Regions from separate parts of the Homo sapiens genome. Here region 2 is linked to region 1. A link is a loop called in an ENCODE intact Hi-C map of the cell type or tissue named here. Cell type or tissue: Caco-2. All regions are shown on one strand. Links, peaks and the distances in the headings refer to the core of each region. The heading gives the core; the rest is flanking DNA.

The links. Hi-C counts contacts between places; a loop is a spot of excess contacts. Peaks named below come from ENCODE experiments on the same cell type or tissue, not always from the same donor. Only the 100,000 strongest peaks of a DNase experiment are listed, where the experiment ranks them.
Region 2: it touches region 1 in a loop (9-fold over the local background); 1 of 110 quality-filtered maps calls a loop at or near these places.

What each region holds. Positions count from the first base shown.
Region 1 is chr20:10,947,082-10,952,467 of GRCh38, reverse strand. No RefSeq gene overlaps it. Among named protein-coding and RNA genes, the nearest start is that of LINC02871, 77 kb to the left of the region's middle. In Caco-2, for the core only: no CTCF peak of the experiment used is centred there; a DNase peak (open chromatin) is centred at 2,447.
Region 2 is chr20:11,043,101-11,048,486 of GRCh38, reverse strand. No RefSeq gene overlaps it. Among named protein-coding and RNA genes, the nearest start is that of LINC02871, 19 kb to the right of the region's middle. In Caco-2, for the core only: no CTCF peak of the experiment used is centred there; DNase peaks (open chromatin) are centred at 796, 2,846 and 3,736.

The DNA.
Region 1 (5,386 bases), core at 105-5,104:
TGCAGCGTATCTTCAAAGGTTTAATGCAAACCTCCCACTTCTCTACCCTAAAGACAGTCCTTGTTCTCAACTCACTCCCTAGCATGAAGGTAAAGCCAAATCCCATGGATTAGTACTAGGGTTTACACAATTGGGACTGAATGTTGTCCCAGAGTATACAGCTTTGTACAGAGTAGGAATTCAGCACTCTGGAAAGACTTCAGCTATGCCATAAGTCTTTTTAATACTCATAAGTGGACTAAATATATCTACATGTAAATAGATGTAATCATATTTGAAACCCATATTTGTGATTCCCAGAAACATGATTATGTAAGCATAATCCTAAGGCTAGAAGTTAAATCTATGCATATACACATACATGCACACACATATAATCACATATCACAATGCTTGTAATGGACGTTCTGGGTTCCCCACCCCAGTTTTCTTTAACAGGCTACTCTGCCCATTCCCCAGCTGCTGTGAGTGTTTTACAGTTGCCCCTTATTTGGATAATTTCCCTTGGCCAAACCAGAGCCACTTTGCCTGAAAGGTTACACTTTCCTGCTCCTGATGGGGGCTATGGAGAGATATCCAATAATCAACTGATAGTGAATTTAATAAATAAATAGAAACAGTTTTCTGACCTTAAGGTAAGATCAAACTGTAGAGCTCCCCATGAGATGAGGCTGAAACTCAACTCCAGCTAAGCCTATACACTTGCTCAACATCTTTCCGGACCCATCCTACTTCCATCACTGTCTCTCTCCTCAGAGGACTTCAATAAATCATGTGCACTAAATTCTTGTCTCAAACTCTGCATCTGGGGAACCTAACATAAGACAACACTTCATTACTGATCCTAAAAATTTTCAGCAGCCAGGGCCCTAAAGGGGATGCTTTTTTTGGTCTGGACACCACCTTGCAGCTTTTGAAGTCACTTGCCACTGAGCATTTTCACTTTGAAAGCATTTGCTATTGACTATACACTCGATGAGATTTCCTCTTCCTTCTCCACCTCAGCCTCTGTCACTCACATCATGTATGCAGCAAAGCTTCACCTGGTTCCTGTTGCTTGAGCTGCCTGATTGCTATAGCAACCCAAAGCCCATGTGCCCGTTTTTACAACAATGTATAGATTAAATTACCTACCCCCTGCCATTTAAAAAAGTCTTTTAAAATGATGCTTTGGAGACAGTAATCTCTCTTGAACTTGAAACCCCAAAAACAACTGTCACAGGACTGGCTGTCCCTGGAAAATGTCCCCATAACAAGACTATTTTGTGAAACCAATGAAGCTGACCCAGACTTTGATAAGGTATCTCTGAAGGGCATAATATATCAAATATTTTCTTATCATCTTTCCCTGTATGCTTTCAGAGTGCATTTGATATTTTTTTCTTCTCCTTCACACAATTTACGTTCTGTCTTTATCTAAAGGTATGCCCCTCTTCTACACACTGGGGATGGAAAATTTTTAAATAAAATTAATTGAAAAACCTGATTAACCATGCCCCATTCTATGTAACTACAGCTAAATGTCCATGCAGGAGGTCTGTCTCTTAGAATACAATAAATGCACCCAGTCACCATGGCTCAATCTCATGCTAACCTTTTCCTCTCTTTTTATCAGATGTAGAAAGAAACAATTTAGACATTATGGATGTTGGCTTATTTTTTACCAGTGATCAAACTTATAGCAAATGTTTGCTGAACATGGACTGTCTAATTGCCTTGTATCTATTATCTAGTGCAGGCTACCTACCCAAGATTCCTCTACGCATTACCACCCAGTAAACAGCTGCCCCTTCGCCACTCCTCAGGCTTAAAAGTGTGTATGCCAGTAGTGCAATTCACCCTCTGGAGGACAAACTGAGAGAAGAGTCCCCTGCAGGCCCTAAGAAGGACTAAGGGCAGTTTTAGCAGTGGATCCTGGTCAAGGTTACTCCAAGCATATTCTGAAAGGACAGTGTGGGTTTTAGGTGGGTATGTTCCCTAGCCTTGTGAACTTCTTGCCTCCATGAGGAGCAGGATGAATGGGGAGAAATGCAAATCTAACAGACATGGCCTGTTAGAGCACAGGGTACAGTGCAGAGGCCCCAGTGGCCCAACTCTGATTATAGAACTTGCTCCATAGCCAGGAAATGATTGAGGCAGGACTTGGCTCCAAATCCCTAGAAGCCCTAATTATTTGACACCATTATTCTGTTAAAGCATCATTTCCCGTGGTTTATACCTTGCTTGAGTACAACAATGAATTACTGTTTTTCATGCTTTAGATTAGAATATCTGTGTTCCTTAGAGGATTACATGTGCAAATAAAGCTGGCCTTTCAAAAATTCTAAAGGGTAGTTGATCGATAGGCAATTCTTAGTAGAATTCTTTCCATGCTTAGAATGCTTCTCCCAAGAGTTCAAGGCCCAGGTAAATGATTAACAAGTGTATACATGCCCGCCCACCTGTAGGCAAAAAACAGAGAAGTGCAGGAAGCAGAGCTTCATGGCCTTTACTTTCAGGTAAATTAAGAGGGTAGGAATAGCTATTGAGAGCTGGCACCTAGAACGATAGGTACTTGGAGCATATTAGGTGCTCAATGAATATTTTACAAAGAAATGAAATGATGCAGCATGAACTTGTGAGTAAAATTTTAGTATTTAACTCTTCTGTGGATAAGAATTTGTCTCTTTTTGATAAGATAGACTTGACCTACCTTATCAATGAAACCAATGCCAACTTGGCTACTCTCTGTCCAATGGAACAAAAATCTCACATCTGTCTTAAAAGAGGTTTGGGTTTGGGGCAAAGCCCTAATATTCTCTGGAACTTTCAGATGTAGAATCTTCTACCTTCTAACTTCTTCAGCTATTTTAAGACTAGCTGCCATTGTTACTATGTGAGATGCTACCAAAGTCCCCTTTACCCTCCCCATCACAACCCTCCTATTAGCAACTCAGATCCAGAGATCTGAAGACACACTTTCCTCTCTAAAATGCCAAATGTGAAATATGATGAGCAAAAAGCTGATTGTATGTTCTTAATTTCTGTGAAAAATTCATGTTCAAAGTGTGTGTGTGTGAGAGACAAGAGATTATGTAAATATATGGAAATAAAAATTATATTGATATAATTGATTTATCTTTTTTTTTTTTTTTTGAGATGGAGTCTTGCTCTGTCGCCCAGGCTGGAGTGCAATAGCACGATCTTGGCTCACTGCAACCTCCGCCTCCCGGGTTCAAGCGATTCTCCTGCCTCAGCCTACCAAGTAGCTCAGGCTACAGGCTCTCACCACCACACCCAGCTAATTTTTGTATTTTTAGTAGAGACGGGGTTTCACCATGTTGACCAGATGGTCTCGCTCTCTTGACCTCGTGATCTGTCCGCTCAGCCTCCCAAAGTGCGGGGATTACAGGCGTGAGCCACTGCACCCAGCCTCATTGATTTATCATTAAAACTCAGTAGAAAAACAAAGTTGGGGGAGTGGGATTCATACACACATACCCCTAACTATTAACCCAAAAAGGCGACATGCATTAGTCTGATCATTTATACCCAGATAATTATATGCCATTTAAGAACTATATGGTTATAGATATTATAAATGTATAAAATGATAACAGAAGCCTATTTATTTCCAGATATGTAGAAGAGAAAATCCCACTGATATAAAGAGAAACAAACAAAACTCAACATTTTGAAAATCTGTGCATTATTTCTGTATGTCAGATCCAGAATACTTAAAATTTATTCAGTTGAAATCGCTATATAGAAATTGAAAGAAAACGGAGAACACAAATAATTCATTAAAATGACAAAAGAAATGACTGAAGTGAGTGGTTTCAAATATCCAAAAAGCTAAAACAAAACAAATGCACTTCAATTTTATCTGTAAGTTCTAAAACTGTGGTTCTTAACTCTTCTTGTCTTTGTATTTCAATGAATAAAAAGGACTATAAAAATAAACATAGGAATCCACACACCAACAATTGCATTCAGAGATTTCACTGACTACCAAGAAGCTCAACTTTGGGGCTCTCAGTTACTTTACATTACTGATCCTCATTTATATTGAACAGCTCTCGGTTAGAGACTGTGGGACACAACTCCAAGGGAATAACTTTCAGAGACTTTGTGAGGCCTTGGGTATAGGCTAGACTGGGGTTCTTCTTAAAAACTCTCCCTCATTTATCCCACCCTTTTCCTCCTGTCTTCTTCACCTGCCATTGCCCCCATTGCAAAGGACTGTGTCACAGATGTTATCCATGCTCTATTCAGATCCCATCTACACTTACCATTTGCGTGATTGGTAATAGAGCCAGCCAGCTCCTGAGATTCTTTGCCTGGAGACTCTCTGTCTCTGGCTGCTGGAACCCACTCTGCCCATTTACATTGTAAGCTGGAAACACACAAAAAAATTGATGTCCAATACCAAAAGGAGCACCTCCTCCCCAATGAATGTCAGGGGTTAATGCCCCAGCTCTTGCCTCATGGGCAGAATAACTCTAAGATACATGTTCTACCCTGCCTCACAGAGTCACCCAGAGAGATGAAGCTCCAATTTTCCACAGTTACTTGCTTGATGACACATAATCATGAGCTTCTTTCTTACTTTGGCAATCAGGTTGTGAGCTCTGGCCTTTACAAATGAAGGCAGCAAAAGATTTGGGCTTCCCTAAGGCCAGTCCTAGTTACAACCTACTAATTAAAACATTCTTCAAAATAGACCATTCCACCAAGATGGAGTCATCCAGGAACCCCTCATTTGTTTTGCTCAGAGGCCAGAACATCTATGTTCTGGCAAGCTATGAGACAGTTGTCCCCACACTCCAAAGGTCCCTCTGATGGTACCCCTTGCAGAAACAAGCCCTTCAAAAAAGGCCAACTAAATTTTCCCTGAAGAGCACTGCCCAACCAAAGTTTGCAAAGACTACTAATATCCAAGTCCCAGATGATCCAATTTGGAGTCATCTGTGTTTATTCTGAGAAAGTGTGAATGGCATCACCTACCCCAAACAAAGCAAACTATTGTGCCCCTGGATAAAAGCCAACATCCTTGTCATGAATATTTAACTAAGAGCCACAGCTTATCAATATTTGGCACAACTGGATTGATCCTATCTTCCTGTGTTCTGGAACACGTCTTGTGAAGAAGATGATCAGAATATTTTATGTTCCAATTTTCTTTGCCTTCATATCCCAAAACTTTCTACTAAGTAATTCTAAATTCAGATGATTCTCCCCATGTCTCCTTCCCTGAGAATTAAATTCACAGTAGTCCTGCCTGTGAAGACTTTAGAGATTTATCTGACTTATTTTATCCCAACATTATTGGTGACAAAAATATCTAACTGGTATTCAGTACAAAGTGAAGCCTCTCATCTTCCCTAGCATGTTGACGCACAATGTT
Region 2 (5,386 bases), core at 250-5,249, 96 kb before region 1:
AGTGGTTGTGGGAGGGAAGAAAGCATGCTTAATAGGAGCATTTTAAAAACTGAATTCTAGACATAATTCTGTTTCTTATGAGATATTAGTCAAATGTACTTAAACTCTTCTTTTGTAAAATAAAATAATAACTCCTTATGGGAGTTGTTTTATTAAATGTTGATATCTTCCTTCCTATTTTAAGCATTCTTCTAACTCTAAAATTCAAAGTGCCCTTTTTAAGAAAGATTATTTCTCATTGTTTCTTCAGTACTAGATGTCTGCTTATACAGAAACCTGCAGTTTTATTTGCTCCACTTCACCTCCAATAAATGATAATCTATAAAAACCAAAGCATTATATGGTTGTGTAAAACTCAGTTCTGTGTAAAGTCTACTGGTAGAAATACGCAGAGGAGTTGCTTTATAAAGCATCTTTGGTTTAATGGAGCCCTTCTAACAAATGATACTGTGGAAGTGAGCATTTTCATTTCTTCTGAGCAGAAACCTTAGTCATCCAAAAAGCGTGTTTTCTTCTCTAAGCTTCACAGGAAATATCAGAGTAGAAGATGATCATTCAGTCATTCAACATTAAGTTGCTCTCTGAAGATACTGCCAACAAGGGTATAAATTGTACTAGTGGTTTTTGTGAATTGGACTCTGGTCAACTAAGCTCTTGATTTAAACCACCAACTCATTTCACATAAATCACTGCACAGCCCTCTGTCTGCAACACCATTTTTCCAGGACTTAACTCTTAGGTATAGGCAGGAATTGAATCGGTGCCCTCAGGGCAATAGGCTTCAAAGTACATCATTAATAACTTCTGCATTCCATTTACACTAGATAAGGCCTCGTGGGCTAGGGAAAATTTCACAGGTTCTAGCTACCTGGGTTGGCACCATCATTCAGCCAAGCTTAGGCTAGCCAGTTCAATTCACCCCAAGCCACAAGTTTATCTTTGGGAAAAATTTTTGGAAGGGGAAGTTTTACATATAAGAAAGCCACAAGTATCCTGGAAAAGACAAAAGTGAATACAGCAAGAACTTCTAGAAGAAACTTTCATTGTTTTAATGGTTGGGGCCCATTGGGTCTACCATCTCCATAATGAATTTATTAGAATGTTACTTCTTTATTCAAAAGCAATACAACAATTGATCAGATCATTTTTCTTCTTTTAATGTATGGATGATTTTAGAGGAATAAGATCACTGTACACATCTGAGAAGGTTAAATGAATTTTATTGATAGTATATATGAATTAAAACAGCAAAATCAAAGATCTGCTACTATTGACAAAAGCAGAAGTCGTTATTATTTTTGAAACTATCAAGTCCTTCAGTAATTACCAGTGTTCTGAAATGCAACAAATCAATCTTGAAGGACAAAATCTTGTTTAGTATTAAGTATGTTTATATATTTATATGATTTAAGTTAATGAGTTTTCTTTTTGCATTTTGAACACTGACAGTAGTCAATACATAAGCATGATTTGGGTGTTTCCTTGGTGAATCTTTGGTCTGTCCTCAACTTGGATTTAATTTCACGTTCAGCTCTGCTATAAACAACTACAGATAGCCAAACGGCTTTTATGAGTCTCTTTTTTAAAAACTGTCACCAAAAAACATACAAAACTGTAATTAAAACAGATTTTGTTATGTTTTGATGATTGAAGTATCTTCTCAGTAACTGTCCATGAGTTAAGGCAATCCATGACTCATTTTTTTAGTCACCCTGAATTTTTCCTGAAAAAAGGTAATAAGAGAAAAATCTTGCCTTTAAGTGAGCTCATATTAAGCAAAAATGAGAACATCAAAAAAGTGACCACAAATAAAAAGAATTTTATTAAAAAACTCATTTTAATAATATTTTCAACCGTCTGTTCTGCTAACTTCATTTTCTCCTTGGCTTTGAAGACATCAATTATATACCATCCACAGCTCACTTGATTTTCAAAGCTGGTATTTTTGCCTTGTTAATTCAAATCTTGAATAAACTGTCCGTGTTTTCTACTCCTAGAATATTCAATTGGTAATATTCCTACCAAATGTTCCATTGCTAAGGAAAAAGAAACAGGCTTGATTCTCTCCCCCTTGCCTACTATATGAATTTCGACTTATAAATTTTAATGCACTTAAAATTATTAACTAACTTTATGATACTGGACTATGGTGTTTTTAGTTACATAATGAAATGCTCAACTTGAAACTCATCATTAGACTAATCAAACTGTGATGCCTTAAGATTAGGGTAGGAAAATGTCAGCACATATTAATTTATTTAATTTGAAAATAACATATCAGAGACCAAAGCAATTTTCGGGGTTAAATTATCTCTCTTCTTATCAGATTCATGATCTTCTGGGTTCACAGATCAAGTTCCCTTCTTCCCATGTGCCATGTGAAAACCGCCAAACACTGTTTAGCTTACACAATGTGTTATACACAGCAAGGCCTGCTCCTTCAGTGGGTACAAAGAAGGTAATTCAATCTTAAAGTTCTACTGCTGTCATAAGTGTTTATGACATCACCAAGACCTAGCAGCTGAATTGTAGCTTTGTCTTCTCTCTTCTAACATGCATTATTAGAGATAGACTGTCAACGTCTAAGCAGTCATTTTAACCCCTCCTTTACAAAAATCACTGCTTATAAAAATTCCCTGAATTGTCAGGATAGTAGAACAAATGACTGCTAGTCTTCTAATAACTCTACCAACGGAGAAAGGGACAACCCTTACGGTTAATTCTCAGAGTTCACGTAAAATCATGCTTTTCATTTGTAGACCTCAAAAGCTCTTACAAGTTAGTGAACATTTTAAGATTACCTCCCTTTGCCCAACCCTGATGGTCCGGCACAAGTCTCACTTCCTGGATGAAGACCGTGTAGGCATAAGGGAAAGAATGTGGGTGGAGTTGGAGATAAAATGGTTCAAAGGCTATTTTCACCACCTACTAGACAAGGTGGTTATTAACGGCCTTTGTTCCTTTTGTCTGCTACTGAGTAGGAGCTAAGGGCTCTAGATGGGAATGACCTAGGTAATATACTTGATCATTTAAAATAGTCCATATAGCCAGTATAGCCTAGTGTGGTGGTGTGTCCCTTTTGGCTAGTTGAGAGGCTTAGGTGGGAGGATACTTTGAGTCCAGAAGCTCAAGACCAGCCTGTGCAACATAGGACGACCTCATCTTTAAAACAAAAACAAAAACTAATCAGTATAAAGTCATTGCCATCCTATCTTTTAAATGTGGACACAACCAAGGCCTAAGCCAATTAGAGTGTGGTTTTCTACAGCCACAGCAATTGATTCGGAAGTGGACATGTGACCTAAGTTTGTTCAGTCTTAGTGAAGCTGAAGCCTTTTATACATTTTTTTTTATTCTAAATGATATGTACAGTTCAGAGGCTTGGACCTGCTGCAGCTACCACAAACTAAGCGGCTAGAATACAAAACCAAAACAAGGAGAAAGACTAAGCTAAAACAATCTCAGATCAAATGATTGGAAGCCCTGATCAAACCATAACTGAAGCTCTGCCTAACTCACCTTTTTGCAATTGCATGAGCTGATCTCTTGTATTAAGACAGTTGGAGTTGCTCTTTCTGTTGCTTGTGATCAAAGTACCCAAACTGACTGACTAGTTCGTAATCTTTAGCCTTAGTGTGCTTATCTATAAATGAAGATAACAGCAACCACCTTGTAAAGCATTTTTGAGGATTAAATCAAACGGCACACATGAAATATCTGGCACAAGGTCCTCATAAATTACACGTCTTTTTCTACCGGTGGCCCAAGAGAGGTAACGTCTAAATCCTTAAAGCATTAGCATTTGTCCACACTCTACATATCTATCATCCTGCATTCATACTTGGAATTTTTCTGTTACTCTTTTAGGGATTCTTGACCTGAGATAAGAGATGGCTTTTGGTAATCGTAATCCCTTTGAGAACCAAGAGAGAGCTACAAGCTCTCTCCAGCAGGAAAACAAAAATACAAATATGCCACACATCTATTAATGAAGAAAACAGCTGACATCATACACAGGAAGGCATTTCCTATAGTCAGAGAGAAGCTTAAAAGACCAGACAGATTGATGCAACTCTTCCATTTGATATTCATTCCAAACAAATATTATAGCCCCTTTAAGCAGGTTATCATCTCCTTTTACATAGCACTGAAATTTACTAAATTAATGCTATGGTCTCTGCTCTCCTGTTCAGTGCTACAAGTTTTCTGTTACCAATGTGACCCAGGTCCCCATCCTTGTGAATCACAAAACTTTCCCTCATTTGCTGACAAAAATAATTTTCATGAAAAATTTTAGTTGATTACATGTATTTTTAAAAAGCCTTTGATTTTGATGTGTTAAGTTGTCAAAGGAGTTAATGCTGTCTGATTTCAGGCACTGTACACTTACACTCTCTTCTTCCTACATCCAGTTTTTAGTAAACCACTAAGTCTTATGTTAACTCTCACCAGTTCAGGTTAAGAACACGTAGATTAATTTTATGTCATCTGTGTCAGTTAGGCTTTCTACCTTATGAGCTATGCAGAATTTAGTGACTTAAAACAATATCTATTTAGCTCATGGTTCTGTTGGTCAGCAATTTGGGCTACACCCAACTGGTTGGTTCTTAGGATTTCAGGTAGGCTCCCTCATGTGCCCATGTTAGCTGTTGGATTGATTTGGGTTGCAAATCTAGAATGCCAAGTAATGCAAATCTAGAGCTAAGTCCTTCAGCTGGGATTTAAGACAGTTGGAGTTTCTCTTTCTGTTGCTTGTGATCAAAGTACCCAAAACTGACTGACTAAGTCCCCTCAGCTGGGACTTAGCTCTCCTCCATGTTGGTCTCTCATATTCCAGGAGTCTAGCTTGAGCTAGTTCTCAAAACAGCAATGGGTTTCCAAGAGAGAACATGGATGTGGATGAAGTTTCTGGAAGCCTGGCCCAAGAAATGGCACAATGTTACTTCTGCCACGTGCTATTGGTATAGCCAACCCAGATTTAAGGATTGGAAAATAATTTTGACCTTTTCATGGAAAAAGTATCAGAATCACCTTGCAAAGAAGTATGGATACAAGGAGGTGAATAACTGTGGCCATTTTTTCAATTAATCTACCACACCCTCCTTTTCTTCTACACTTCAAATCCTCAAGTACTCTATCATGTTACTTGTAGCCATAGTCAACAGGTAGTGTTTACCACTATACTTTCCAAGCAGTATTCTTCATACATACTTTACTCCAAGTCCCCTACAGGACTTGGTGATGTTAACTTTAACTGACATGTTCCTTTATAACAAATCTGGTCAGCCAGAAGATCTATTCATTCATGTAGAAATAGAGCCGCAGCCATTGTAAGTGGTTAGGTTAATTGGTTACAAAACAGTATTTATCTCAGTCATCGCACAAC